Linked DNA regions of Mus musculus: all the other regions are linked to region 2. A link is a loop called in an ENCODE intact Hi-C map of the cell type or tissue named here. Cell type or tissue: left cerebral cortex. All regions are shown on one strand. Links, peaks and the distances in the headings refer to the core of each region. The heading gives the core; the rest is flanking DNA. Region 1 holds the start of Stmn2 (stathmin-like 2). Region 2 holds the start of Mrps28 (mitochondrial ribosomal protein S28). Region 3 has its middle 22 kb from the start of Gm32561.

Evidence for each region. Hi-C counts contacts between places; a loop is a spot of excess contacts. Peaks named below come from ENCODE experiments on the same cell type or tissue, not always from the same donor. Only the 100,000 strongest peaks of a DNase experiment are listed, where the experiment ranks them.
Region 1: a loop joins it to region 2, with 9 times the contacts of the local background. A loop is called at or near these places in 9 of 42 quality-filtered maps.
Region 3: it touches region 2 in a loop (2.5-fold over the local background); 2 of 42 quality-filtered maps call a loop at or near these places.

The regions. Positions count from the first base shown.
Region 1 is chr3:8,504,718-8,514,958 of GRCm38, reverse strand. Stmn2 (stathmin-like 2) reads right to left here and starts at 5,432. Exons shown (of 5, transcript NM_025285.2): 1 at 5,329-5,432. The coding sequence starts at 5,347. In left cerebral cortex, for the core only: no CTCF peak of the experiment used is centred there; DNase peaks (open chromatin) are centred at 4,591, 4,821, 5,475, 5,623 and 4 more places; H3K4me3 peaks cover 4,675 bases; H3K27ac peaks cover 4,435 bases.
Region 2 is chr3:8,919,685-8,929,925 of GRCm38, reverse strand. It overlaps Mrps28 (mitochondrial ribosomal protein S28), which reads left to right and starts at 6,069. Exons shown (of 3, transcript NM_025434.3): 1 at 6,069-6,339. The coding sequence starts at 6,130. It overlaps Tpd52 (tumor protein D52), which reads left to right. Exons shown (of 6, transcript NM_001025262.2): 6 at 1-3,396. It overlaps Gm52601 (a long non-coding RNA gene), which reads left to right and starts at 6,354. Exons shown (of 2, transcript XR_003954436.1): 1 at 6,354-6,452; 2 at 7,543-10,241. In left cerebral cortex, for the core only: CTCF peaks have their summits at 6,004 and 6,770; DNase peaks (open chromatin) are centred at 4,672, 6,105, 6,380 and 8,053; H3K4me3 peaks cover 1,756 bases; H3K27ac peaks cover 1,973 bases.
Region 3 is chr3:8,709,596-8,719,836 of GRCm38, reverse strand. No RefSeq gene overlaps it. Among named protein-coding and RNA genes, the nearest start is that of Gm32561, 22 kb to the right of the region's middle. In left cerebral cortex, for the core only: no CTCF peak of the experiment used is centred there; DNase peaks (open chromatin) are centred at 2,328, 5,271 and 6,898; H3K4me3 peaks cover 590 bases.

The sequences.
Region 1 (10,241 bases), core at 1,155-9,154, 410 kb after region 2:
TCAGGACAGTGGACTTCCTCTGAGGGGCACATGCTCATCATCGCTCTATTTTAACAGTGGTAACTTGATGGCTGGAATTGGCATCAGGGTGCAGGTTGTCAGAGTTGAAGGCGCCTCTTCCCTCAGTCATACCTCAGAGAATCTAAACTGCAATGAGAACTGAACTAGAGTTTGAGAAACATATTTACATGATAGTATTAAACACCTTAAAGGTAAATTATAGTTTTGTAAAGTATATAAAAAATAATTTCCCTTCTATTGAACATTGAAACGATTTTCTTTGATAATCATTACAATTAATTTATACTCATATATTTCTTTTTCTTTAAAATTGGTATCAGTTATTTACTATACTAGTAAAACTCCTGAAGGTTTTAAGGCCATTTTCTGTCATTTCCCAACAATTATCAAGTATAATTGTATATATTTATAAATATGTCATATATAAATCATAACTGTTGAACATGCACAACAATTGGATGGAAATCCCATTAGATTTGGTTTGAAAAGGTATCCTTAGGGAAGATGGAGAGCAGCTGCTGCCAGGCTGGCCACACCTCCTCAGGACCACGTTTTCCTGCCTGCTTCACTCACTTTTTGTTTTGTTTTTTGCAGTTTCCTTTAAGGGTGGAGCTTCTGACATTAGAGCTGTTCCTAGCATGGGGCATATTTAAATAAATGAATCAGTAAACAATGGTTTTAATTTATGTCTTTACTTACAAATTAAAACATCTGTTTCTAAATAATTTTGCTATTACTACTGACATTTTCTACCATTTATGTACCATACAACCCCAGAAGTAACATAAATGATATAATAATTATGCTGTAATGGAACTGGAAAAAAGATCATGAGGGACTAATTATCGGGGCTCTGCCAACTTGTAGATTGCAATCTCTCATCCCACTGTAGATATGTGCATGCCCTTCTCATTCACAAGAGCAAAGCATGGCATTATTCTATTAAATCAACAATCGAATGATTCCAATAAAAGAAAACTTTTTATTTTATTTTATTTATTTATTTTTAGCAGTTAGCGTTTGTAGCCTGGTTAAAATCAATCATAGAGACATTGATTGCCCTCTAGTGGTGTGAAAAGTTAGTGCAGACTCCATGGTCTCCCAATTGCAAGAACTAGGAGGCAAATAGCTTCGGTTCTGGAAGCATTTGGGTTTGAGTGTTTTCTGTGGATCAGACATTCATACAATGTTACAGATTACATCGTAACAACAGTGCGTGTTTTTCCACAAACACAAGCAAACAAACAAAAAACCTGGTGGGAAGCTGCTTCGGATTAACTATCCCTGTGGGGCTGACCACACCCAGGTCTGGGTTTGTGCAGCTAGCTGCCACATGCTTTGAGACCAATTTTATTTAGCCTTTCACAAACAACTAGCTACTGGAGTGACACGAACATACATTTTATCTCAGTTAAGGGAATAAAAGCATCCATGGACAGAATAACAGCAATTTCCCTAAAGATGTACTATATTTATCATTGAAAAGACAATATGGATTCATCTTCTATTTTATAGTTAGTCATCTGGGTTTTATGCAAAAATCTTGCTTGATAGATATAAAATCAACTCAGAACCAAGTAACTATTTTGATTCTAAGTTACAAAAGGAAACTATTTTATTATGTGAACCAGCATCCCGAGAGGGCATGTTCTGAGTCTACATAAAATGGAACTTCTTGCAGCATTTTTTTAAACTGACAGATATTTGATGAAAGGCATATCGTGCCAAATGACCTAATGTTTATTTTTCCAAATTACTATTTATCCATAAGCGATTAAAATTTTAAATAAAAAGTAATGGTAACATTTAAATGCCAGAAGTGAAATCCTATAGAAAAAAAAATGTCTAATGAAGAAGCAATGGCTCTCATAAAAAATAAACAACCCACAAATCTGTTTGTAAGTAAGTCAGTGCAAAACTGCTAGGAATTTTGATGAAACAGAGGTCTAGAATTTAATTTTTCAATCTACAACGAATCGAATCTTAACGGTCATTTAAAAACATGCTTTTCCTCATAGATTTTTAACATGTGCAGGCAAACACCACAGATTCAATGATAGACATCATTGTTCCAGAGCCTGACGATGTGCTTCACAGGGCAGAACCCTGCTTACTGCCACCCACTCTACGAGTATGACTTAGATATTTGTAATTGATTATCAAGCTCCGTTTATTTCTTTATTTCCCCCCTGAAATCCTGGTAAAATCTTCTATTTTTTATTTCTAATTGTTTATGCTTTAGTTTATACTGTGCCCCCATTTGAGAAGATAATGGGCGGTACAATATGTACTTAGAGCAAACATGCTGAATACATAGATTGTTTAATGAATCAGGAGAAAAAGCACTGTCCTTGCAGATTAATTGATTACCCTTTGCAATGGGATGCTTTAAAAAAAACAAAACCCAAAACGGCACCCTTTTCACTGCGGAGGTAATGTCTCTTCTCACTTTCACAAGTGCGGTCTAATTATGGCAGAAGGGACCTTGGCACCTGTCATCTGTGGGGTGGGAGTTTCATTGGTTGGTGGTCACCATTTTACGATCCGTTTTTCTGGGTAGAATTGAGACTGTATCAAAAAGCACTTGGAAGAGGAATTTTTGGGGGGAAACAATAAAAAATGCGTGCATAAACGTATGTATGTATGTATGTATGTATGTATGTATGTATGTATGTATGTATGTGTTGTATCCTCTTGTGGAGGGGCATAACATCTCAGTTATATATAATTTTTGCCCATTGAAACAAAAACAATTCTCTGTGGAGAATTTCCCAGCGATCATCTGGTGCATAGGCTGTCCTTAGCAAGTACCAGCGCACACATCCCACCCACAAGAACATACAACACAGCAACGGGAAGTCAAAATGCATCTGCTTTATAGAAACTGAAATGGACAGAAGCAGATAGAATTGTTTTGTGGTTGTGTATGGGAAGAGGATGGAGGTTGGCAAAGATGATCAGGAAGATTAGTGGCAAGGGGTTAATCGGTACCAAAAGGGACCAGCATACTTTTTGAACAAATGAGACTTAAGAGGAGATAAGTGAGTCTTGGACTAATAATCATGATGATTTCTAAGGAATCACAATTCTGGTCACAAGGAGTAACTAGCCAGTCGTCTGCAGCTGAAACCTCTCCGTGGGACAGACAGAGCAGGAAAATCTCCCCAAACCCCATCAGAACCCTTCTGGACAAGCGACTTGATAGCAAATTGTGGCAACCGAGAGTAGCTCAGGACACTGCGCAGAACCCTCTCCTGGGATACTCTGTGGGGGCGAGAGCCCAGTTCCGAGAGGAAGGCGAGAGCTGCAGGGCTGGCCCGGGTCCACGCGCGATCGCCACGTGCTTGCTCCCCAAGCTCACTGGCTTTGGTTGTAGCAACGAGGGGTGGGGTCGAGCCACGCCCCATTGGAGGACCCTCAGTGGGGTCTCTATCCCAGAACACAAGGCCATGGGCTTGGGCTTGGGAAAAAGGTCCTTGGATTCTGCATGGGCAAGGACACCTTCCCGAACCACAGGGAAGGGGGTCACCTCTGTGGTCCAGGGGCCCAGCAGGGCGCGGCTGCGTCTTTGTGCGGCCAGGCTTGGCTCGCCTTTCTGCACAGCCTCTATCCGCTGGGAGGGGCTTAGTCCTGCGACCCTGAGCCTGGGCAGATGTGTGCACACCCTGAGGGGTTTGGGGCTGTTCTGGAAGGCGGGGCTAGAAAGAGGGGTGCCCGGACTGCAGACTGTTCAGCAGCCCCACCCAAGTTCGTGGGAGCCAGCCTGGAGCCTGAGTCTTCAGGGCTCCGCAGACAGGGTGGGGCAGGGCAGGGTGGAGCCAGTCCATATCCTTTTTCCTGCTCTGCATCAGTAGCTCGATCTAGTGTGTGTGTGTGTGTGTGTGTGTGTGTGTGTGTGTGTGTGTGTGTGGTTCTAGCCGCTTCCCCAGTGCAGGCCCCTCCCAGGCTGTCTACCCTAGGGAAACAAGCACAGGACCTTTTCGGAACGATGGCACTGGATCTAGACTGGACTCTATTGCGGTTTTACAGATTTGGCTCCGTCTGACCCACAAAATTGAAATTGCACGAGGCTCATCTTAAAGACCTTGACCTCTTTTGCTTTATGTCACCCTTACACATCTTTATCTGTATTATTTTCTGTATACCCTTCTAGGTTCCCTAATTGCCCCCTCCCCTCCCCCCGAAATGACCCAAGGAGTTCAGAATAGCTCCCCCACCCCCTGCTTCTTTCCCTTTTTTGATTTTTTTTTTGCCACTATGTTTAAATATCCTATTTAATGTGGTTCTGAAAAATATGTTAACGAAGAACAATGAGGCCAGGGTGGAGCGGCTGAGGTTAGCGGTCAGGTCAGGCACGCAGGCTGCTAATGAGTGAGTGGGGCGTGGCGGGGCTCTGCCGTTCCCGCAGGGTTGGGTTTTTCAGTGTTGTGCTGAGCTCCCCATTAGGCCCCCATTCTACTGAGGGTGTGGAGCTGGGTCCGGGTGGGGACAGCTTGACTCTGCACAGGGTGGGGCTGTCCGCATAGTATGCCCAGCGCTGCAGGTGCCCCCCCCCACACTCCCACCATTGCTTCACACACAAAGAAACCCCACCCCGGCGCCTTGGGAAGCCAGGTCCCTTTACCCCTCCCTGCCGCGCACGCTCTCCCGCCCCTGCAGCTGCCCACCCGCGCCCTCCACGCCCTCCTCCTGTTTCCCCTCCCTCTTCCTAAAACAAAGGAGCTAAGGTCCTACCCCACCCCTCCGGCCGCCTTACCTCCCCGCACCGCGCCCCAAGACTAGTGGTTTTTCCAAGATAGACAATACCATTAAATGTGCCCACTCCCCTCCCCCGTTCCCACTCCTCTCTCAAACCTCCAGGATGGGACCGCTTTGACTTTGCATTTTCTCTTTTATTCCAACATCACTCCCTTCCTGTCCCTATTATCTTTTTAAACTACAGAATAAATATAGGACGTTCAAAACCACTTTCCGAAATGTCCCTTCACCTCACTAAAGGCAAATCGTTAAGGTAGCCCCCTCCCCTCTGATGGACACTTTAGTTTTAAATATGGAAGCAGAATAAAATTCCTACCCATTGGAGGAAAACTTACCTGCTTCTATCTTTTAAAAAGAAACCATTTACTTTAGTTTTTCAAAGACACCCTTCCCCCTTTGGTCTCTTAGAGCTCCCTCCAACCTTTCCCGGTTCCTGTCATGAATGTCTTTCCCTTTATAAAATATCTTTTAATGTCTTTAGAGATCCGAGAGAGAAAGGGAGAGATTGGCTCCAGATAGAGCCCGTGGGGAGCAAAACGCGATTCTTACCCATTGCTGTTTTAGCCATTGTAGGGATGTGCACGCACGGAGTGGTGGCGAAGGCAAAGGAGAAGGGTCCAGCTGTAGCCGCGGAGAGAGCGAGAGAGGAGTCTGAGTAAGGCACTGAGTCTGCAGAGTGGGACCGTGCTAGAGAAAGAGCAAGAGGCAGGAGCCCATGAATAATTATCACGCAGAAGCTCAAGCAGATTGGCTCTCAGGGTCCCCTGACATGACTCCCGCAGAGTGAGAATCTCCAAGCATTAAATATTGATCGGCCAATGGTGCTGGAGTACAAAGTACCAGAATGCAGTTTGAAATGGAAATCAGTCCTTGTCTGGAAGCTCCCCCCCATTTTGGAGCCCAATAGTACAGTCCAAGTGGAGTGGTGCCTTAGCCTGGAAGCCTCCTTGGAGCTAAGGACTGGGCTGTGCTTACCTGTACCCAGGAGGCTATACTTTGCTCAAACATGTGTCATTGCATAGATTGGCACAGAGAAGGAATAGACTCAGGGGCCTGAGAACCCACCCCAGTGTGCTGAGTTTTGGAAAAATCTGTTTAAAGCTTGTGTTACCAGTGTTTCTTATTTTCTCTTTTACCTTTGGCCCTGCCCTTGGTGAATCCTGGCCTCCCTAATATATGATGGAATTCCCAAACCAACCCATGTCTGGCTGTGGTGGCAGCTCAGAAATGGCCTGGGCTACTGGTCTTTCTTTCTAGCATAGCTGGGCTCCAGAGTGCATGATCTCAGGAGGGTCTTATAACAGAGGGAGGGTGGCTGTCTTTTCCTCCCTTTAGCATAGAGGAGAGGACTGTTGGCTACCTGGGCAGAGATGTAAGTTCCATCTAAGGACATGATGCAAGAAAGCACACGAACTTGGACAAGGAGTGATTTTTCCTGCATTCACAGTCAGATTAAGCACTATGAAGTGCAATGAACTTTGAAACATTATAAACAAGGTATTCACTCATTCACTCATTCATTCGTTCACTTCAAAAAACATTTAGCAAATGTCCATTCTTTCTCAATTCCTATATTTTCTGAGCATGTGCAGAGCACTGGAGACACAGCATCAGGGATACTTTTTGGACCTGTGTTCATGGAACTTTTGATGTGCAGGATTGAACTCTACTGTACTGACATTGTATCAGCCTAAACTCATGTAGGAATTGTGGTTGAGATTTAAAAATAGCAAGAAAGAGATACTTCCATCTCAGAGATGAAAAAAAATAAAAAAAAGAACATCGTTGCAGTGTGAACATGAATGAAACACTCTTTAACTTTAAAGGTATCAAAAATTAAGATTTTGCCCATTGGTAAATTGTTTGGTAGTTACTAGGTTACACTTAAAAAAAAATTTTTTTTTTAAGTATCCTGAACAGAAAAGCAGAAGCGCTGTCCGTGGTGCTGAAATGGCTCTGCACTTCCGGTTACTTTGTAAAGCGTCTTCACACTCTGGATGACTTGCTGACTGGCAGGAAGCTACTGGGATGGGAGCATTCCTGACCTGCTGAATCACAGGGAAAAAAAAAATAAAATGAAGATCAATACAATTATTTCTTGAGCAGGAAGATGAGAAATTATTTCTGTCATCGAACAGGTCCATGACTATGATGCAGATAGAGTACTGTAGGAAATTGGCAGGGTTTGGAAAAAAAATGATCATTTTTTTTCTTTCCCCAAAGTCATTTCCCAGTATAAATGTGAGAGCTTCTTCCTTCTCTGAAGGCTAGTTAGCAACCAGAAGATGAGGAATCTTCAGCATGCCTGCGTGAGTAATATCCCCCCACCCCCATTCTACCCAGGCTGTGTGCCATCTGTATACACTCTTCAACCTCCTTGGAGGATGGGACCCTCAGCCATGACATAATGTCTTTAACAGTTACAATTGGCAATTCAATGAGATCTATTGCACTTGTAGCACAAAACACAATGCAGTCCTCATTTTTTACTCTCCACTGAGTATTCCTTCCTGAGAGACAGGAGCAGGAGAAAGAGGTCAGTGTGTGCAGGGGCAAATATCAGATGAGTGGCTTTTAAAACAATTGTGACTTTTTGGAAGTTCTAGCCACTTCACCACAGCTCTGTATGATTTTCCAAATAAAGAGGGGATAGCTTAGTATAAATTACTATAAAACACCAAGATAGTGAGTTATTGTCAATTGGATAAGAAAGTGAGATGGATTAAAAGATTTGTGTCTATATAGATTAATGCCTTTTATTTTTTTGACACCACAATGTGTTATCATGCTTCTTGTTCTGGGAAATTATGGCAAAATAGGAATTGGAAGTTTACTTCATATTCAGTACATTGCCTTCTTACTTCTTTAGCTAGTTCATGTAATCAACAGCTACTTTTTGAATGATGTTTACACTTTTTATATTACAAACTTAGCTAAGCTTCTTTTTATTGCCTAAAATGTATAAAAATGAAAAAAAAACATATACCTCTTTCTGAAATAAAATGCTTTGGAAGAAGATGACTATCTTTTGAATGAATTAGGTCACATTTGCTTGCAAATAATAGAGAGAAAGCCACAACAAAACAGCCACACATTGCCTCTGAAAATGAAGTGTAATTTCTTGGCTCCTGTAACTATAAAACAGAGTGCATTCATTCTAGTGATCTTTTCCTGAAGCAAGTGCTTCTCATGGTTATTGGTAATCACTCAGATTGAAGAGTAGGCACCACAAAAGTCCACTGTACAGTTAGTGCAGTGTCACAAGGATTTGGATGACCTGGCAGGTTATCATACATAAGTGTACTGCATCTCCATAGATATACAACTAACTGTAGGTTCTGTGACTGTGTTTGTAGCTTCCAATACATTTAAACACTTTAAGAGCAAGGGCTGAGTAGTGAACATCTTTATTTGCTTCACATAACATGATTCACATGATAGACTAATACTTACAAAACAACAACAACAACAGATACGTTGCTGAAATGCAAACAAAGCCGTAGCTCTGTGAAACCATATCGGTGCTTACTTATAACTATGCTTGTTGTGTCCATATTGTAGCCATGTACCAGACTGTTCACTATTGTTCATTTATGTCTTGTGCATTCTTCAAAGGGAAGAAGTGGATTGGATTTATACCAGTAGGAAACCAATGATAACTTTTGTCTCCTTCAATGGCAACAAGCTGGAGTCATGGAAGTTAAAGTTGTATTAATGGCACTTTTTATTTCTCTAGTTAAGTCTATTGCAACTTGTCTCTGAGAGGAGGCCAAAGGGATTGGTTTCCTTCCAAACTAGAGAATAACAGTTGCTGTGGATGATGAAGTGATCTAATACAACCATATGATCCTGTTATTAATAATTCAAATGTCTGGGAGAGAATTCTATAGTACTTATTAAGAGATAATAAGATGAGAAATCATTGCTATATTGAATTGTTTTGATCTGACTTTATCTGACTACAAGGAAACATTGAAAGAAAAGAGGCACAGATATTTTCTAGGTGTTTAGAGATTTAGAATATTTTGTAGTTACAAAATCATATATGAAAAACTAGTAATTGGCTAACAGTTTTGTTGTTTTGCCATATTTATATCCTTATAGATTAGAAGGAAAAATGGTGAATTTAAAAAGAAATGTACAATAATACTTATTTGACAAGAGTGTTAACCCAAGGAGAGAGGTCTGGTGTTCTTGGTTCAATACGGTAGCATAATTTTTCTCATATTATTAGTTTTTTGAGAACTTAATACGTTGTATTTTGATTATATTCACCTCTCCACTACTTCTCTCACTTGACCCCTTTCTTGCCCACTCAACTTTTTGTCCCTCCTTTTTTGTTTTAACCCACTGAGTTCAACTGTGACACTCATACTCTTGGGTGTATGACTTTGGCTGACCTGCCAGAAGTCACATCCCTAAAGAAAAATCATATTCCCTTTCTAAGAAGCTATCAATTGCTAATAGCTCTTCCTCTATGGGTGTGACTCTGTCTCTACCTTCTCTCTCTGCTCTGATGTTTTTGTCTAGTTTGAGCTTTTGTACTGTGTATGCTGGTCCTTGCTTTGTGACTTTATATTTGCAACTTCACTGCCGTGTCTAGAAAACATTTGTAATCATCCTCCAACTTTGGTTCACACACTCTCCATGCTGTTATTAGCACTATTTTTGAAATTCAGAATAAACACTATTTTATTGTTTTCCTCAGACGTTATCCATTAACAACATATTAGTGGAGGTGATTTCTATGAACTTCCTGGCATTTACCAGGGAGTTTACTGCAAAATATTGTGACTGGAAGCAGCTCAAAGTAATGATTTGTTTCAAGATGTGGCTGTTGTTGAATTAGAAGCTGTTAGGCTTCTCTGATGAGCATCCTTTATATCTCTCAATTGAAGACTATCATTTCTGGACTATGATAATTTTGGTCCTCTTGGGTCAAAGTTTGCAGGTTGAGCCAAGATGTCTTAATATTTTTGCTGTGGCAGTATAATGAAGCTTAGACACATCTCTGATTCATATGCTAAAGTCCCACACTGACAGAATTAGGAGGCGACAGCTAAAATAAGCACTAAGGAATATAGTTCAATGGTAGAGCCCTTAGCTAGTATGAAGCTCTAAAGTCAACCCTCAGTAAACACACACACACACACACACACACACACACACACACACACACACACACACACACAAACACTTTGTAATACCAGCTTGTATCTAGTTTTCAATTAACCTAGAACTAACTAGGAGAGAAAAGAGTAGTCTGGCCAACCTTGAATAAGTGTGTGACTTTCCCCTTTCTAATTAACGATTCTACTTTCCTTGAAGTTCGTATACAGGCGTTAGTTATTGTATTATTGGTCTATAAATAATCTGAGGCAATTTTATTAAGTAAGACTATCCTAACCAATACATTTATGTGGTTGGACTTCTAAACCTTGGCTTGTTTTATTTGTCTTTAG
Region 2 (10,241 bases), core at 1,509-9,508:
CTCTGTTAACTGTGGTCACTCCTGACTCACTCCTGCTTCCTTTGCTGTGTATGTTTATGGCCTATGAGGTTGTATCTGTTACTTCTTTCTCTATTGTGGTTTTACCAGTGTCCATGCCAAATGTTAACTGCCAAGCTTGGAGTGACCTAAAGCCTTTTTCAGAGCATGGCTAGATTTAATTGAGGATAAGGTTTCTGCAAACCAGAATTGAAAAGCCACAGTGTCGGTTGTCACAAAATGACATGCTGCCATTCCTGGTTGCTGCTCGGATGCAATGGAAACTATGCTTGATTACATGTGAAAATCTTAATAAAGTCTGTGTCTCAGTAGTATAGGTTTCAATATTTATTAAGAGGACAGTGGTCTGGACAAAACTTGTTATATTCTAAAATCAACTGGTATTCTGGAAGCATTTTCCTAGAGGACTGGAACTGTAGAAATTTGTCTCTAGAGAAATATTGTGATTATCCAATATAATGATTTTTCTACCAATTAGTCTTTTTATTTTTCTTCTTCTTCTTCTTGCTAACATCTTGTTAACAGATTGTTTCCTGGGTGCCTACTCTGTATTTGTAACCAAGCAAAAACAGAATAAGATGGTAGTTTTTTTGTTTTTTTTAAATAAGAAATCTTCAAGTTTTGTATAGAGATTTCATATGAGGAAAATGATTAAGTGGAGAGAAGGAGAAGGAATGTACATAGATCAGACCAGGGATGAGTGTGGAAGAAACTCTTCCCACACTTCATCTAGAAAGTTAATCTACTGGAAGGCACCCTGCCTCATCAAAGATGTTACAAAACGATGAAGGACTAACACAGAAAATTAAATGGGAGTTTTAGAATATTCACATATATCCAGAATATCTGTTGGAGATTCATTGTGAGTTAGTTCACAGATACTGAGGAAATTACAGACAGCTATTAACAGAAATGTAGCAGAAAGGTTGGGGCTGCTTACTGGGATTTGTGTTTATGCTGGCAAAACAGCAAAAGGGGAAGCGTGGGTTTCCTGGGAAATCTCAGCTGTGTGAGGACGCAAACGGTGATGGAAGAGCTCCGAGGCCTTTCTAAAAGCAGTGCTCCCTAACTCGAGGTTCTGGGGGACACTAGCAAGAATTCTTAATAGTTAGAACCTGAGAAGTGAATAAAAGAACTTATCACCAGCACTCGGATTTCAGCCACTACACACAATTCTTGGAATACAGAAAAGTTTAATTTGAACTCCTTCTGGATCTTTTAATTAAGTTACACACTGTTTTCTGTGAAGTGTTTGAAAGCAATAAAAACTATAATTTGGGTAGGGGTTCTTTTTTATGTATTTCCCCTTTCAGGAAAGGGTGAGTCATTTTTGCAACTTCTCTCAGACTCTTCAGATGCTGACATGTAAAACAGCAAAGTAAAGCTACAAACTCAGCCACCCACCCATCCATCCATCCATCCATCCAGCCGACCGGCAGTTGCAAAGGTAGAAGCGAGAGTGTGCGAGGGGACACAGCAACCGTGCAAACGTCAGGATCCTGCATTCTTTAGATTGTTTCCTTTTAAATTAAGGTTTATTTGATTATGTGTTTGTATGCAAGTGTGTTATGTGCTTATGAGTATAGGCGCCTGTGGAGAGCAGAGACGTCAGGGTGTCCCAGAGCTGGGCGTACAGTCAGATGTGCATGTGGGAACTGAACCTGGGCATTCATTCTCTAAGAGTAATATTATGGACTTTGAACTGATGAGCCATCTCTCCAGATCCTTTTTAAGGATAAATAGTTCTTAAGACCAGCTGAAAGGCTGGATTTTTCCATAGCAAAGAGACATCTGACCAGAGATTAGTCCTTGTTTTCTACTTTGGATTGATGATAGAAAGCACACATAATATAAAACAGGGCCACTTTTAAGTAACGCAGATTTTTTTTAATTGGTTATTTTATTTACATTTCAAATGCCCCCTTCCTAGTTTCCCCTCTGCACCCCACCCCATCCAGTCCCCCCAAAGCAGCAGATCTTAATTCTGCAGTTTCCATATTCTGGTGTAGGGCATGAATTTAAGGCCCGTGTGCCCTCAGCATGTACCAGGGCTTCACACTCCAGTGGACTGGTGACTCAGCTCCTACCAACTCCTTTGTGTAATTGTGATGTTGCTGAGTTTGGTTGGTAGTGTGATGATTTTAAGTTGTTTTTTTCCTACCACACAGCAATAGCCAAACAATTTTCTTGTTTACATATGACCTTTAAGAGTCTCAGCGTCAGGACTGGGCAGATGATTCAGTGGTAAAGTATTTGCCATGCAAGCAGGAAGACCTGGATCCTCATAGAAAGAAGGCAGGCAACATCAGATGGCCTCCATGTGTGCTGACGCACACCCTCACACACATGAACATGCCTTCACATACTTTATTTTTCCTTTATTTCTAGGATTTTTTTCTTCAATATGACTAGTTTTTAGTATTATCCCAACTCCCAAAATGCTCTCCTCAGCCATCTCTGTGACCTCTAAAATGGTCCTTTTTCTGAGGCTAAGATGAATGTCTTTAGTGTGACACTATATCTCACCTATGTCTCAGGACCTTTCTTCCAGTCTTTCCTGTGCAGTTAAGAACCATAGCTTTCTAGTGGTGGTGGGAGTAGAACCCAGACTTATTTGAGCCACATCCCAGCCTGAGGCATAAATTTCTAACCACCTCTAAGTCACCTCAACCAAACCACTAAGACCTTTCTATGGAGGTTTTAGGAAGCACCCTTTAGCACACTGGTGTTCTTGGGGGTGGGCTGGGGTGTGGTGCGTGTAGTGCTGTTGATGCCACAACTTGGTAGATGAGGCCAGGTCGATTGATGCCATCAGGGCTTTGAAGTATATTTTATTCGTTTTCTTGCTAACTGCTATTACAATGGGTATTAATAACTTGGAAGTATTTTAATAGAGCTAGTGGGAAGATGCATGGAGCAGCAGTATTGCCAATAGAGCCCATGCCCATTGGTGCCTGTGTAGGCAAGAGTCCTGCAGACTCATCCCTCTTGTTGACTCACTTGGTTTTATTTCATTCATCCATTTATCCATTTGTTCATTCATTCATTTATTTATTTCTGAGGCAGTCTCACACAGTTCAAGCTGTCCATCTTGCTATGTAGCAAAGGGTGACCTTGAAGCCCTGACCATCCTACCTCCATCTGCCAGAGACAGGGATCACATGCATGCCCCACCACACACTGTTTTGAGACAGGATCTCATTACTTAGTGCAGGTTGACTCCCAGCTCAAAATTCCCATCTCCTCGTTACTTCAGTTTGAAAAGTAAGTATCTTTGAGGATTGCATATGTTTTAATCATATGCACTAACTTTCCCCCTTAACTACTTCCCTGATCTGCTTCTACCTCCCTACCCCCAGCAATAAACTTTAATAATCCATTCTAATTTGTGCTGTCATTTATCGGATTTTGAACCATTCAGTTGGGTGGGGCTCACGAGCTACTTCCCAGTCTATTTAGAAGCTCGATTGTCTTGATCTGGCAGGTCCCACTCAGGCAACACAGCTGCTGAGAGTTCATGATTGTAGGGATCCTGTCATTGCAGAAAGCACTTGCGCTTTGGTCCTCTCTGACCACTGGGTCTTAATAATCTTTGTACCAGCTCCTCCAGGATGGTCCCTGAGCCTTGGGATGATGGAGTGGTGATGTGGATTTGTGGCCATTTGTGGTGGAGCTCTCCACAGGCTGTGCAACTTGGACCAGTTGTTTCTGTGTTAACTACCATCCACTGCACAAAGAAACTTTGCTGGTGAGGCCTTCGAGCTGCACTCACCTGTGAGTAGAGAGGAATTTATAGGGCAGCTTGATAGTATATCTGTTTAGCAAAATCATAGTTTTTGGCCAGATCTGCAGTAACTGGATTGGTTCCATCTCCTGTGGAGTAGGCCTTAAAAGTCCAAGAAGTGTTTGCTTACTCTCATAGCATTCATGCCAACACTGTACCCCTGGTCATCTTCTGCCATGCTGGTTGTTATTCGAGTTCACAGGGTTCACAGCTGATGATTTCAGCCCACACAGCATGTCCTAGTACACTGAGAGTACCAACCAAGTTTTGTGGGCCAACTTGGTTTCTTCATAGTCTGTGACCAGAATGTATAGTGTCTTCAGCAGAGTTTTACTGCCCTGTCCTGATATGCAAACAAGTGCAGGGACAGTTGTCTGTATTGTGCCAGGTGTCTCCAGGAAAACCCTGACCATCAGCTTGAGGGGAGGTGTCCCAAACCTGGTGTTAGGCTTTTTATTGACAACCTATGGCTTCTCAGATGAGCACAATCCACTGTATAAAGAAATTCCAATTAAAATGGTTTGCTATGAATCTCCACTCTCTCCTTCCTCCCTCCTCCTTCCTCTCTCCTCTTCTTCTCTTAAGTAATTTTGAGACAGGATTTTGCTGTATAGCCCTGGCTGGCCTTGAAGATGCTCTGTAGACCAGGCTGGCTTCAAACTCCGAGACATTCCTCTGCCTCTTCCTCTTGAGGGATAGAATTCAAGTTGTATATCACCACTGCCCTGTGAATCCTCACTTTTCTAATTTCATTTGATACTTCTTAAGTTGGGAGCTTCAAGACGAGTCCACTGAGCGTACATATATCACTAGGAAGACTAAGAGCCCCTCCCCATGGCGCTGCCTGGCTTTCAGGGTTATTCACTAGCTTAGGCAACACGAATATAACATGTCTGTTGGATTTAAAGATGGGACTTCATTTGTTCTGTTCATCCAGATGGAGGGTTTATCCTGAAGATTGAACCTAGGGCCTTGCCATGCCAGACAAGCACTGGAAGTGATACAGTTTAAGTTTGCAAAGCAGTTCTTTAAACTTGGCACTGCTGAGCAGCTTGCTTTCCCAAGCAGAAAAACCAAATCTGCACGGGGATACTGGATTGCCCAGGATGAAAGTTCCTTACTTGAGACTGCTGAGGGCTCTTAAAGGGAGCTCTACAATTTGCTACACTGTTTCCGAAAGGAACTGAAAGTGGTAGTAGCCATAGAGATTGACATTTTCGACAAGAATCCACTTAAGTGTCAGCAGAAATGAGCGTATGCAGAATGAGATCTCACTTGAAGCGGAATCTACTTTTCAGGCTCCTACTGAATTTGTGAGATACTCCCTACAGTGACTAGTAATGCGGAGTGGTAAGTTATCCACAAAACTATGCATCATTCTAAGGTCAAAATAGACCTGCAGCATTGAGGAAGACTTACACTAAGAGTCAAAGACATAAAAGAGGTTCTGTCCTGGCCCTGGTAGTGACAGTACTTGTAAAGTCCCATCATTCAGGGAGAAGCAGGAGGGTCAGATGATGAGGGTCACCCTCAACTACGCAGTGAGCTCAAGGCCAGTATGGGTTACATGAGACCTCGATAAGGGGAAAAAAGATATTTATGTACAAATGACATAGAAAACTGACACCCGCCCTTGGATTTAGTAATCTGTAGGTTAACATTACATTGATTAGACTAGTGGTCCACTTAAAAGGCAAACACTTTTGCAACTAGGTTCGATTCTTAAGTGGATGGACAAATTCTGGGGATTTACACTGGGGAGAAACAAACAATATCAAGTGTTTGGGTATGGGAGCGTGGAAGTGCTACGCCTGAGCATATTTCTGAAGCTTAATTCACAGGAAATGATGGTAGCTAGCTAGGATAAAACTTCTGTTGGGTTTTGTAATGCATGTGACTGGCAACAGAAGTGGCCAAGGACAGACCTACCATCAGTTTTAGGAACAACTTTGTGCCCATTTGCAAAGGCAATCTCTCCTTCCTTCCTGGAGTTTACAAAACTGGAGGGTGAACACTAAGAATTATTTCAAATCTAAAGCATGACGCATTCGAAAGTGCTGAGTAACGAAGGCACAGGAGGTGCTGGTGAGCATAGGGCTTCCAACTCTAACAGGATAACGAAGGAGACCTCTGAAGACCGTGTAGTACAGCAGCTGTAGCGTCACCCCGTCCCTCAGGAGGCATGCGCTCTCTGGCGTCCGCGGGAGGCAAGCTTTAAACTACCGGACTAGTAGGCTCGCCTGGGATTAAGGCGGTAGGCGGGGCTCTCCTCGGCCCGCCCCCTGACCTGCAAGCGTGCAGAAGAGGTCAGAGGTCGCGCAGGCGTCATGGCGGCGCTGTGTAGGTCCCACGCCGGGACTGCTGGGAGCCGTTTCTTGAGAGCGCTTGTCTTCTCCAAGCCTTTGCGAAATGCAAGCACGGAGAGTGGTTCCGAGAGCGCAACCCACGACTCCTCCGCTCCTCGGGCGCGTTCAGGCGGCTTCGCGAGCGCTCTGGAGCGACACTCGGACTTGCAGCGGAAGGCGGAGCTCCGACTGGTAAGCAGGCCTCGCGGCGCCACGTCCGCACGCCGGGCCGAGCGTGGGGAGGGGCTAAGCCCGGGACGCTGGGAGGAGCCGGCGTGGTGGGGCGGGAGCCCGTCGGTGTTGGGGTGGGGCTCAGGCGGCGACTCCAGGGAGGGGCCAGCGTGGGTTGGGGGTGAATTCTGTCCTTCTTGTCATGGGCTATGCCGGTGACTTAGGGATGAGGAGAGGAGCGACTGGAGCGGCGGGGGTAGCTTTCTACCCTTGACCTGCAGCAGAGCGTGTGATTAATATTTTCTTCCTTTTCCATGGCTTTTACGCTCCTGTGGGTTCTCTCTGCATACCTTTGTGACACATTCTGGGCCAGGTATCCATCGGGTTTGTGGGGCGACCCGTCAGACTTGGAGGAAAACGACTCCAGGTCTTAGCCTTGCCACAAGGCGGCTCGAGGCCTGTCACAAGCATCTTAATTGAATTGACACTTAAAGCTATTGTGAACTGGGCGTATGATTTAAACTGTCAGTGTTTCACTTTCCTTTATTGCAAGTGACCTTTTATTTTAAAAATATAGTTTTTTCCCCCTTTGTGTAAAACATTGTAAAATAATTTAGATACATGAAGTAGTGCAAATACAAAAGGCTGGGATTTTTAAAAATTCTGAGACTCGGGTATACATGAGGTTGGGTTATATAAGAAAAATCTGAATTTCCAGTTTTTGTTCTCTAGTGGGTATTGCTGAACAGTACACATGTAGCTATTTCTCAGGATTGTAGGGTCATCTTAGTTTTGAGTGCCAAAACTTTTCTTTGATCTAGTGATGGGAAGGACCCCAGGACATAGTTTTGAGATTTTTGCCACATGTAGTGGCTTAAAACACAAATTTTTACTTATAGGGCACTAGGAGTTCTTTTAAAATAAGAAAATGAAAATATAAAAAGATAACAAAAACTTAACATATTAGAATTGGACAAAACAAATAGAATTTAAAGAGCTCAAGAGAGGTGGAGGAAATACAGGCACTTGTGCACACACTCAGGAGTCCCATAGAAGCTGGAAGCCGCGACACACTTTAGAGGACCTGGGGTAGGCCTGGTGCAAGCCCTGTGAGTGCTTTCCAGTCTCTGCCAGCTTTGTTCATGTTGATTTAGAGAGCCTTGTTCTCTTGGTGTCTTCCACAACCTTTTGGCTCTTATACCATTCCCATCTCCTCTTCTTTAGGGCTCACACTGAGTGGAGGGATATGATGGAGACATCCCTGTTAGGACAGGATGTTCCACCTCTGAATACTGTCTGGCTGAGGGCGTCTGTATGAGTTCCCAACTGCTGCAGGAGGAAGCTTCTCTGATGATGACTGAGCAAGACACTGATCTATGAGCATACAGAATCGTATTAAGAATAATTTTATTGGTACATTGTTTTTCTTTTTTAAGAACAGTAGTATTTGGATTTACCCGAGGTCCCTCAAGCAGTGTTCGGAATGGGTTTCATAAGTCAAACCAGATATTGGTTGGTTACTCCACAAGCTTTGTAATACCAGCATATCTTGCAGACAGGACACCATTTTAGATCAAAGGGTTTGTGGCTGGGTTGGTGTTTATATTTCTCTTTTAGAAGCCTGTAGACTAACTTTAAAACATAAGGGTGAAGACTTTATTTAGGCACCGGCCACGTTCAGTGTTCTCCATGTTCAATAAGTAGGTGTTGTCTTCAGCAGTGGGCCTTGCTGTCAGTTTGTGGAGAGCAGCCTACAGTTTTGGCAACAGCTTCAGTTGCTTGAGGCTTCTCGTGGATCCCTTTGGCTAGCAGCTCAGTCAGATGTAACACAATCCTGTGACTGGAAGCTTCATTTTGTGACAAGAGATGGCCACATGGGACTCTTGTCTCCCTCATTATTTGTCAACTTCAATTAGGTCACCTTTTCATATATGTGTATGTTTTAGAAAGCTTCTGCTGTATTAGGGTCTGTTCCACATCCTTCAATCTATGGCTGTTTCTTCTATTCCCTTTCCTGGGTAGATCTGTCTGTCCCCTCTAGTCCCTTAATCTATACCTAGCCTACCTAACATCTGTGTTCTGCAGATTGTTGCTAGGTTATCATCGACTCCCATATCAGTGAATATATACCAAATTTCTCTCTCTGGCTCTGGGACGCCTCACCAAGATGATTTTTCTAGTTCCATCCATTTACCTGGAGGGTTTTTTTTTTTTTTCTTAAGCTGAGACGTGCTCTATTGTGTAAATATACCACATTTTCTTTATCTAGTCTTGTGCTGAGGGATGTCTAGGTTGCTGCCGATTTCTGGCTATCATGAGTAGCAATGAACATGGCTGAGCAAGTGCCCTTATGTAATGTATATGCCTAAGAGCGGCATAGCTGGATCTTGATGGGTTCCCATTTCCCGAGCTACTGCCACAATATGATTTCCGCATTGGCTCACAGGTTAGCACAGTAGGAATTCCTAGTTCTTCCCTCAGCAGTAGGATGCTGAGAAGCTTCAGTTCCTTATGCTTTGGGGGTAACTTTCCTCCTGTGGCCCTGTTGTGGGGACTCGGTGCTCTTTGGCTCAGGAGCCGCCTCTCCCATCTTCAAAGCTGCCAGTGACAACTGTCTTCTTACTCAGTACCTCATGATGACCTTGCATCTGCTCCTTTTTTATCTTGAGTTCTGTTGGGATTAGTTAGGACCGTCAGGTAAACCAGAGTACTCTCCCTGTTCTAAGGGCAGCTTAGTGGACATCTTACCCATAGCTGTGGGTTTCACATAGTAGTGGTTAGTCTAATGAAGGGAAGCTCTCAGATATGAAACAGTGGCCGTGATTCCTTTTCCTTCTGAAGACCGTTCTGATCAGAGTGTTCTGTTTTCTGCAAGTCCCAGGACACTTTATTTGCTCTGCCCAGTTCACACTGCATGGAGTCTCTAACACAGCTTAGCAAACATCATTCTGCTACCCAGCGAGTAGATGCATTTGGCTGTGAAATATAGCTTACCAATTCCTTTTTTTTTTTTTTAAAGATTTATGTCTTTTATTATATGTGAGTACACTGTAGCTATCTTCAGACACACCAAAAGAGGGCATCCGGTCTCATTATAGATGGTTGTGAGCCACCATGTGGTTGCTGGGATTTGAACTCAAGGCCATTGGAAGAGCAGTCAGTTCTCTTAAGCACCGAGCCATCTCTCCAGCCCCCAGTTCCTTGTTAATAATTCTTGGGAATCTTGGTTTAGTTGGAATAAATGCTTGAGGAGGAGAGCGTAAGGAGGCTGGGTTGCAATCTCCGCTGTACAGGTTAGGTTCTCTGCTTTGCAGGGTCTCTGCAGCTTTGCAGCATCTAGACTGAGGCACTCAGTTGAGATATTCTAGTGCTGGGCTCCATGACAAGACACAGCGAGGTGGCTTTTCAGGAATGCTTTTGGAATTACTGTCCTCATTAAATGGGTTATCAATGCTTTGTGGTGAGACGCTGTTCTAACCATGGGGTTTATCAGGTATCAAATGCATGCGCCCGTTGAGGTTGTGGGTAATAGCGACTGTAGAGGTGGAGGCAGAGCTATGGGACAGCACCATCGTAAAGCTGCAGGAAACAGTCCCCTAGGCTATACCACAGCCTTGTGTGTGCCGCACTCCTGCTCTACCTCTCATGTGTCATTATGACTTGCCTGGGCTTGTGTTATAATAAGATAAAAAGTGTCATTTGAGGGTGGGAGGGCATTGGTTGCTAAGCCTGCTGACCTGGAGAGAATTGATTCCTGCAAACTGCTCTTTGACCTCCCCATATCCCTTGTGGCATGCCCCTTCCCAACCCCCCAAATAAGTCTGTCTAAGCTATGACTAAGGGCTGAAGTGTACAATTCAGTGAGACAATAAAATCAAGCTTTTCACTGGAGAAATAGAAAACCCAAAACAACAAAAGATACT
Region 3 (10,241 bases), core at 1,344-9,343, 210 kb after region 2:
TTATAACAGAAATACACCATGATGTTTAGCTGTGATTTGCGTTTCAAATGGTCTGAATGATGTCCAAGGATTTTGTTTATTTTTCAATATTGTACTCTTTTGTGAATATTAGTACATACGATTCAACACAAATACTTACAAATGTAAGATGCTGATTCGAATTAGCCAACTTTCTTAACCCAATGCTTCTGGTCTGGAGAGCAGCCTTCAGAAGGTTTCTGTTTTAGAATCCTCTCGGGACCAGGAAGGTAGGTATTGTCGCCAGCAGTTTTCAGATAGACGTGAGTCTTCATGGCAACTGCATAGAGGTTGGTTGGAGGGTCTCATAACTCCACCTCACTGTGCACTTGAGACTCAGCACACAGAGAGATGCTTCATTAAGCATCCCTTAGAGACAGGCAGAGCTCCTGTCTCCGAAGCTCCTCATGCTGTCAGCAGAGCTGTGCAGTGCCTTTGCTCATGAAAGATGAAAGCAGGGGGCAGAAATCGGACTCTTCGAAACAAAGAAAATCTCATTCCTCTCTGTTCATCCCCTTCAATTTCCAGATCTCTCCCATCCACTCCCTCTTTCTTGTAAAAACTCAAACTCTGAAATAATTATATGAAATTAAGTCGGCAAAGGCAGGCTTGTTTCCTTAAGATTGGTGTGTTAACAATTTGGGCAGTTTCTCAGGACTGGGGAGGCTATTATTTCTGAGCTAGGCTGTAGGATTCTCCTTGTTCCCCAAGCAGAAGACCGCCCTCCCCACTAAACCATGCCTCTTTATTCCCCCACACCTCGTGCCAGGGCACAGCCTAACTGTGGCCAGCCAGAGTTTAAAGCTGTGCTTTTCTATTTGGAAGTGCTTGGGAACTTCCTTCTCTTCTAGGTACAACTACTCACTGTCTCCAAGAAGAAAAGAGGAGACATGGCAATCTGTTAGCTTTCCAGACTGAATGCAAATACAGTGCTGCCCGTGGCCGCTGTGCACGGGCAGGATGCGTGTCTGGGAACTGGAACATGCAGAGGCGATCCTCACCTGTCCAGGAAACAAGATCAGCAAGCAGGCTGTTAGCTAAGGGAACCTTTTTTTTTTTTTTTTAAAGAGAATTACATTGTTATTTTTAGAATAATAAAAACAAAGGTGAGTGTGTCACATTCCCACTGTGTGCCACAAAATGAATGAAACTAAGAGATGACAAGAATTGGGTGCCCTGAACCGAAGCCAGATCTAACTTCCAACTTCCGGTGTTCTGCTGGTGAAGACAAGCAGGGTCAGGTTCAAGAGGGGCTTGCCTGCCTTGACACATCATTTCAAATGATGACGCCGAAAAAACCCCTACCCTTTAGATTCACTGAGCTTATAAAAGGGTGGGGCAACACTCTTTCTGTGCCTCCCTGCCCCTAGGTAGGAACCCTCCCCTTGCAGGAAGTGCAAAGCAAAGTTCAAAGCTTTGTGGTGAAAAGAAAGTGTGCATGACCCAGTAGAACATGGTTAGGTAGCCGACAAACCAGTGCCAGGGACCCTGCATCACAGGCCGGTTCGCCCCCTGCAGTACCGGCCTTGCTAAGAGATCACTCCTTGCAAATCCGAACTGAGAATACTTAATTGGAGACAAAGCCACTCTGCTCCGGGCGTTGGGGTGTTGGGCTGTATAGGGATAGACTTCTAAAATTGTTTGAGATGTCTCCACAAAACACAGTGGTTAGTTAAAGGATGAAGCTTGGGGCAGGGCAGGGCGGGGGGGTCGGGGGGTAGCACAAATAAGAGGAGTAGGGGTCCACGGATCTCAGGGCAGGCACTGGTGGTTTTCCATGACAGTTAGGCTTGTTCCTCACTAAAAAACAAGCCCAGGTTCAGTCTATGTTAGAGGCAGTTTAAAGGGGTCATAACTCTTTCTGGGCACTGAAGATCCATGGAAACCCCAGCCTGATGTCTTTTACATCTGTTTCGGGGTCTCAGCTTCTGCTGGCTAGCTGTTTTTTTCTGCTCACAAGCCCCATTCAAGCGACTGAGTGGCAGGTATAAAGTGATCTCCCTTGGAGCACTGGAGATGAGGGGTGAGCGTCCGGGCAGTAGGCAGGCCCCCAGGGCTGGCCCGCTGACACTGTAAGCTGACACCGGGAGTTAGTGGAAGGGAGGCGGCGATGGGATTGACGGTGTAAGTGGGCAGCACACACAGCCCGCTGGAGGCAAGCGACGGGTGGGAGAAGGCTGGCTGAGGTGGGTCACACGGAGATTGAATTTCAGCTGAATTAGATCAGAGCTGTGGGAAACAGCTCCTCCTTCACACACAGCCGGTCTCATAGGAAGCCGTGGGAGGGCCGCTGGGGAGACAGAGGCAGGCAGCTGCGATGGGGTACCCAAGTCAGCCCTCAGCAGCTAACAGCTAACTTAATTACTGTCTACCTCTCCCCAGTGTGCCCGCCAGACTTCGAAGGCTGGAGGAGGTGGGGGCGGGGTTAGACAGAAAGGCTCTGTGGTGTTAAGGAAAGATGGGGCAGCCAGAGTCTGCTTGTCTGTAATGGAGGAAAGCGTGCTTAGGAAGGTGTGGGAAAGGCGTGCAACTTTGAGCCCCAGCTGCCAAAGGCAAACTCCAGGAGACATTTTGGTAGCTTTCCCCCTACCTTTAGAGTTGGATGTTTTACAACATTTTGTAAACAGGCAATGCAAGCTCTCAGTACTGTGGCCGCTCTTGTTTTTGCTGCCCTGACACTATGGACCAAGCCACCCATCCCTCTTCTTGGTTTATGAACGAAAGCTCCCCGCCCCCGCCCCCCTCCCACCGTGACCCAGAATATCAGCTTTTCTTAGGGAGGCCTCCAAAGGAAGGAAAACTGGGGGTGGGGAGGCATTTTAAAATCCAAGTAGGAACACTTAAAAGTCCTAGTAAAAGGGCAAGAAGTCAGATGCTTTGAAATCCACCCCTCTCAGCAGAGGTAGAAGGGCCTTTCCAGGAGGAGCTGGCACCAGAATGCTTTTCTCCAGGGTAGCCATGGCCTGGCATTTGGTAAATTCCAATTGAGTTGGAGCCTTCAACTGACTCTTTCTTCTTTTGCCATCCCTCCCCCAGAGGCTAGGCAAAGGTCCCTGCAGCAGCTTCCTCTGACCCAGGCCCGGACCACCACAGGAGGCTGCCCTGATCCCTAATCTTCTGATTTGCACATCAGTTTTGAGCCTGTGGCTGCTGATAAGGAAATGACCCCAGACCATTGCCCACAAAGGCCAGTGTTAGGAGCTTGCAGTGAGCCTTCTGCAGAAGGCACCTTTCTTGGAGCTTCAGGGGTTTTGTACCATGCCTGGGCCTAAGGAAAAGTGGTGGTTTTCCCCAGGGGGTGGATGAAAGGTCGTGGATAACCGTGATAACCAGGAGAGAGACTAACCACTGAGCAGCACTGGACACCAGGTTTGAATTCTCCGTGTTCAGCACTCTACTGAATGAAGTAGGGCGTGGTTTTGGGAGATGGCTACCCACAGGTTCTTGGAAAGAGATTAGGAAGGTCCGGGTCATCTGCGGTGCTGTTAGGACTGTGTCTGTAAAAATGGCTCTTAGAGCCCAGAAAAAGATTCCTGGATTTAAGAACTACTGCTTTATATTAAAGATTTTTCAAAGCTAGTTTTGGGGGCCATTGGCTCCCCTCAGTCTCAGGCTCTGTCAAGTAAACAAGCCTGTCTCCTCTGGGGTACACCACAAGATGTCTCCTCTGGGGTACACCACAAGAGAGCCTGGCTGCTGATTCACAGCTCAGTGCTAACAACCACTGGGAGAGGACAAAGCAAGGCAGGGCATTAGCAGAGCTCTTGATGAGGCTTGTTGAGGGTGGGCCTGCTCTCTTTCCTCTCTGTCTGTCTCTGTCTATCTCTGTCTCTGTCTCTGTCTCTGTCTCTCTCTCTCCCTCTCTCTCTCTCTCTCTCTCTCTCTCTCCCTCCCCCCTCCTCCCTCTCAGCTCGGTGCTCAAGGATACTACTCATAAGAAAGAGAAGAAGCACAAGAATCTTAAGAGCTTTCAGCTCAGTTACACTTGATGAAGCCACTGAACAGAGATCCGTGACTGTACACAATCTAGATCCATGGATAGAAAAGTGCCCAGCTTAGGACAGCACCAGCCCTCCTGTGCTGGCACAAGGAAGGCTCTTAGAGGATGTTGCATTTTGGGAGCGTTTTGGAAGAACTAAAAGACGATAGAAGTCAGAACCCATTCTACTCTCTGCAGCCAAGGCTCAGGTGCAAACTGCTTCTTTGCCTTAAGAGAACCCAAGTCTGCCGGGTGGTGGTGGCACAAGCCTTTAATCCCAGCACTTGGGAGGCAGAGGCAGGTGGATTTCTGAGTTCCAGGACAGCCAAGCTATACAGAGAAACCCTGTCTCAAAAAATAAATAAATAAAATAAATAAAAGAGAACTCAAGTCTAATGAGTAAGTTGATTTCCCAAAGCAGCAAAGTTGAGAATGTTATTATTAAGTTTAAGGCCCCTCCCCAGCAGCTGAGGTACCTATTTAACATATCAAAGCAGACCTGGCCTCCAGACTTGCCCAGCATCCCTCAGTCCACACCTGTTACAGGTAAGGATGGCACACCGGCCCCACCTTTACCTTGAACTTCCCAGCCTAGGGCAGCTGCCCTGCTCTTCTCCCAGAGGATCTTCCCCATTAATCCATACAGGTTGGTTACCTGCTCTCGCTGTCCCTTCTTTTGCTCTGATGGCTGCTGTACTTGGCTCTCCTCTCCCCCCCACCCCCGCCACCCTCTACACATGGTTCAGGGTCATGCCCACTCTGGACTCTCCCAGATGGGTCTGCCTCTGGCTATGCTCTCCCACTTATCTATGACAAACTTTCTCCTCCACTATACCTAGGAGCAGGCATATCCTTTTCTTTTTATTTCTTTTTCTCATTCAGTTATGATTTTATTAGATTGTAGGGATGATCAATGCAAAACCCACACAACAGAGCTTTACGTACTCAGCAGCACTCTGCTTGCTTGTTTGGAGGCAGGATCCCAAGGTGGCCTCAAATACACCATACACGTGTGGAGGACCTTGAACTCCTGAGCTGCTGGAATGCTGGAGTCGGCACATCTAGTTTGTCTCAAGTAGTCTCGAAACAACCGGTGTGGGGTAGTTCTAATTGAGCTCTTGTTCCAAAGGAGTTTAGGGGTATACAGGTGATGTTCATTAACTAAGATTAGGTGCAAAGAGAAGCCGTTGCTGAAGGCCAGGCTGGTTTATTTCCTAGGCCTACCCACTCACACGCTTCGATGGCCTGTTTCCCTGGGAGGAGCTGGTGCTTTGCCAGAGAGTGAAAACCAAAAACCACCTTCAACATGCTCAATGTTGAAGAGTCTGAAAGAAAGCATGCATTTTGGTTTTGCTTTTTATAAAGATTTGCTTGCTTGCTTACTTACTTATATAATATGCCTGAATATTTGTGTATGTACCACATGTAGGTAGGTGCCCAAGGATGCCAGAAGAAGGTGTCTGACCACCTGAACCTAGGTTGTAAGCTGCCTGATGTGGGTACTGGAAACTGAACTCAGTTCTCTGCAAGAACAGCCTGCACTCGGACCTGCTTTGTCATCTCCCATGCTCCAAGAATGCATTTTTGGTAAGTGCCTACAATATCAAGATACAATGCACACCTTTGATCCCAGAACTTGGGAGACAGAGGCAGGCAGATCTCTGTGAGTTCAACCCAGGACAAGGCTCACTCAATATCTGTGGATCAGGGCTTCCCTTCCCTTCCCTCTGCTTCCTCAGCTTCTCTTTCCTCTCTTCTCTTTCTCTATCCCTACCATTTCAACCATGTGCGCTCTCTTGGCCTCTTGGTCCATGGCTGCTCTCTTGCTCTGCTTTTCCCCCTCTCTCTTGCTTCTTTCTTTTCTCTTCCTCTCTTGTTCTAACCCTCCCTCTCTCCTGGCATGGCCTGGTTCAGTCTGGACAGTTCCAGATGTCTCTGGCTGTTCTCACCCTCATAACTACAGTAAAACAAACAAACAAAAAAACCTCCCCTCAGCCGTGCCTTGGAGCCCTCATTTCCTTTCATTCACTACATAGCAAGTTCCAGGACATCCAGGGCTACAGAAAGAGACCCTGTGACAGGAAAACAGAGGAAAAGAAAAGAAAAAAGAGAAGAGAAGAGAAGAGAAGAGAAAAGAAAAATCATTATAATTTCTACCATGAGGTAGACTATGCTACTAAGGGCATCTAATGGAGTTTCTGAACTTGGAAATCTCAGTAACATATGTATAGCTTCCATCTAGAGAAATGCAGCTACAGGCACCATGCTGAGACTCCTGGGAGATGCTTGGTGTAGTTAGAGCTCGGGTGTGTGTGTGTGTGTGTGTGTGTGTGTGTGTGTGACAGCATATGAAAAGTGAGTTGTCCCTAGCTTTTTGTTCGGCTTCTGTGTCCCTTATATCTTCAGTCCAATAGAGTCAGGAGAAGGTAACGGCCAATGGGTTCTGTGCCATTCACTGCTGTCACTGAATTGAATATCACAAGTAGATCGTTTCAAGTGCTGCCCCATTCTGTCCCCTGTATCCCACCACTGTCTGTCCTCCACTCATCTGTCTGTCCATCTAGCATGCAGATGAGACCTGACCAATGGCTGCATGGCAGTCAAGCTCTGGTGGGAAAGAAGAGAGTAAGCCTTTTGAGAGGATGTTGAATCAGAGAATTCAGTCCTCTTCAGTCCTAAGGAGACAGGGAGCAGGACACGGCGACACTTAGGACCGTGAGGGCTCTCTAGAGAAAGTGAGCTTGAAGTATGTAGTGGAGAAATAGGAAGGTTCCCCTGGCCCAGGGAACCCGAGGTTCCTTCATTGGGTTGGAACATGGGGAGAGTGGCAGGCAAGAGAGACTGTGGCTGACATAGGACAGGAAAGTCACCCTGCCAAACCCCCAGGCTGTGTGTAGAGCCAGGACGGAGATGAGGTCAACTTGGAATGACAATTGCTGGCACTCACTGAGCACTTGTGTTCCCAGGCTCTGTTCATTTAGTTGGCCATTACAATAGCCCTGTGAGATGGGTAATAGAAGCCTATTTTGCAGATTAACAGGGAGATAAAATATCTTACCCAAGAGCTCAGACCAACAGAGTGCCTAAGTCTCTGCAGCCTTATCAGTCTGACCTCTAAATACCACCAGGAGCTGCTGCTTAGCAGTTAGCCAGCACGTGGGTGGGAGGACACACAATCAGGACTCGGGGCAGGGTGACTCTGGGACTCAACTCTGAAGGCTGCCTCAGACATATGGAGAGTGTGTGCCGGACTCTCCTGCTTTAGGCCAAGCAGTGGGAAACTACGACACTTCACACCCAGAATGCAATGCTGCGGACAGTGACCATACGGTTTCACTGTCAGCCTGTACTTACTCCTAAGCATAGCATCGGGCACACACACACACAGCAAATGCTTATTCAATATTTATGGAACAAATATTTATATTAACTTATTGATTTTTAGCTGCTAATTTTACTATGAGGAAATAAAATCTTACTCCTCCAAAAGTGTAAGCACAATTTTTCTTTTCCTTTTCTGTATTAGACTCTCCTATCTTGACCTTGCTATGTAGTCAAGGGTGACCTTGAACTTCTGTTCTTCCAGCCTCCACCTTCCAAGGGCTGGGATTATAAGTATGGACCACCTTGCTGGGTTGATTCAGTTCTGGGAACCAGCCCTGGGCTTTGTGTGTGCTACGCAGGAGCTCTAAAAACTGAGCTACGCTCCCAGCTCTACATTTTCCTCTTGACTTACAAATTAACAAGAAATTCTACTAAGCCTTGTGACATACATGTATTGGAAGCTTGTGATGCAGCAGTACAAAGCCAAAGCTTGCAGAATGGTGGCTTCTTCCAAATTTACTAACCAGCGGGTGGTTAGAGCGGGTGCTCTAACCAGTGCATGCTCTCTTTGCGATGTCTGGATCTGCTTGAGGTAACAAGTGAGTGCGTTATCCAGTTTATAGACTCTTCGACTTCCCTCCATTTTCAGGTAAGGTGTTTCACAGCAGGGTTCCCACATGCGTGTCACTTCCAGAAGCCACCGCTCTTCCTTATGAAATGCACTGGCGCCTCAGGCTGTTCCTCACAATCATAAACAATGCTGCTCTTCCTTTACAAGAAGCAAAAAAGATGATGGAAACAGAAATGTGTTTTCTGCTTGCCAGAGAGCCAGGGAAAGCCTTGTGGACTCTGTCCATCAACACCAATAAGCTATGACATCAGGAGGCAACGCAGCTGTCCATCTGATCCACCTACACTGGCTCCTGCAGTGTGAGGTCCCTTGCAGAAGGAAGACACAGCTCATCTCCTGTTTGAACTTCCATATATTATTGGGCATCTACATATTTGAGCTTCTATTGACCTAGTTTTCCTCTTCATTACTCAAAGAGTCTGTGGTTGGAGCCTCTAGTGGTCATAGATTCTCCATGGAGTATTTCATGCCTACATCAAGGTCCCAACTGGGCAGTGTGGTATAGGCCTGCCATTCCAGCATGTGGGAGCTCTGAGGCAGGCAGATCATGAGTTCAAGGCTGGTTTCAGATACATGTTGAAACCAGCCTGGGCTGTATGAGATTTGTTTTTAAAAAACAAACAAATATACATAAAATGAGGGAAAAATTCAAAAAAATTCTTTTTAAGGAAACCAGTCAAAACCAGAAAAAGAAGCACAGTAGTTATTTTCTGTGAAATAAACATTTTCTTTAGTTTTATACACATTCTTAAGTTTTTAAGTGTATTTGTGATATCCATAGTTTTTGTATTTTATCCAATTATGATGACTCAATTAATTATAACTAGCATGTTTTGTGTGATTTACTGTTGTCTATGAGCAGGTTTCTAGTTGCTCTTTTGGGTCCCATAAGCCTTTCTGACAGTAGGAGAGTTATCATTATCTTACAGAGCGAGAGATTGGGTTCAGGGAAAGTTCCAGAATATGGGACCTACTTGGGTATACCCATGTAAAGGCACACGAGCTTGTACCTAAAACCTTACACCCAGCCCTTTGCTGGCCCCTCAGGAGTTAAATCGAATGGGGAACTTACCGTTGATTGCTTGCTGTGAGCTAATTTTACATATATGATTTCTTTCATAATCTGCACGATAGAGAGCTATTATCAGGTAAAGAAATGAAGATAACAAAAGGACCAATAATGTATTTAGTCAATGGCTGGGCCCTTTCAGTAGGAACTGAAACTCTGGAAGCACAGGTATTTTCTAACTCTCAGGTTACTGAAATTTCTTGAGTGTGAAAAGCCAGGCAGAATATGGGACAAAAGGAGCTTATTTGTCAAAAAGAGAACTCAGCACTCCTGTCCCGTTCTGGGGCTATTTTCTTTCTCTTTCAGAAAAACCCAGATTAGGAACTGTATCTTTGCATGGCCACCTGCGAACAGACTTGGGAACAATGTAAACCTCTCCTGACAGGGTATCTATTCTGATGGTGCTGATATTGGCTAAGGAGATGGTGGCTGTTTTTAACAGGAGGAATTCCAGATCTTTCCAGGTCTGTCCCTTAGGGGAAATGAGCTCAGTCCGAAAAAACAAAACAAAAACAACCCAACCTGGGTAAGAATAAAGATTTATGGGAGGAGGGCCTGGGCGGAAGCCCACCTGTAAGGCTATCTATTGCTCATCGGCGTGTTATTGGAGAAACTATACGGACAGGATATAGGCTGCTTATCGCACAGTCTTCTTAAGTTTCCTAGCTGTTCTGCTTACAAATGCCCCCAATATTAAGAGATGCATTTGTCTGGGAGCGCTTTTTAAGAGGCAGTCTATCCCAGCTGCTGCAGCCTATCTTGAACACCTACCTACCTTTTACCCTGATGTGGAGTGCAAAAGTCAATAAGGGCTGTTAAAAAAAAAAAAAAAAGGAAGAATGAAATATAGAAAGAAAGGGAAAGAAAAAAAAAGAAAAGAAAAGAAAAGAAAGGGAAAGAAAAGAAGAGAAGAGAAAAGAAAAGGGAATTTTCGGAAGCCCAGAAAAGGGAAACTAGCAAGGTTGGTTGGTCCCTGGAGAGTGAGGTAAGAGATGCAGACCAGCATGCTTTCAGGCCTTAGCCCCACTGCACCAGGGCTTTGGGCTGGCCCCAAGCCTCAGGCAAGCACGTCCAGGCACAGAAATGGAGGGATTCTCTGCTGAGCTACTTTGCCATGATCCTGTAAGTTGCCTTTGCTAGGAAAAGGAATCCAACCTTGAAAGTTAGGACTTGGTGAACTGTCATTGCCTAGCCTAGCTAAATCTGATGCAGGAGCAAAT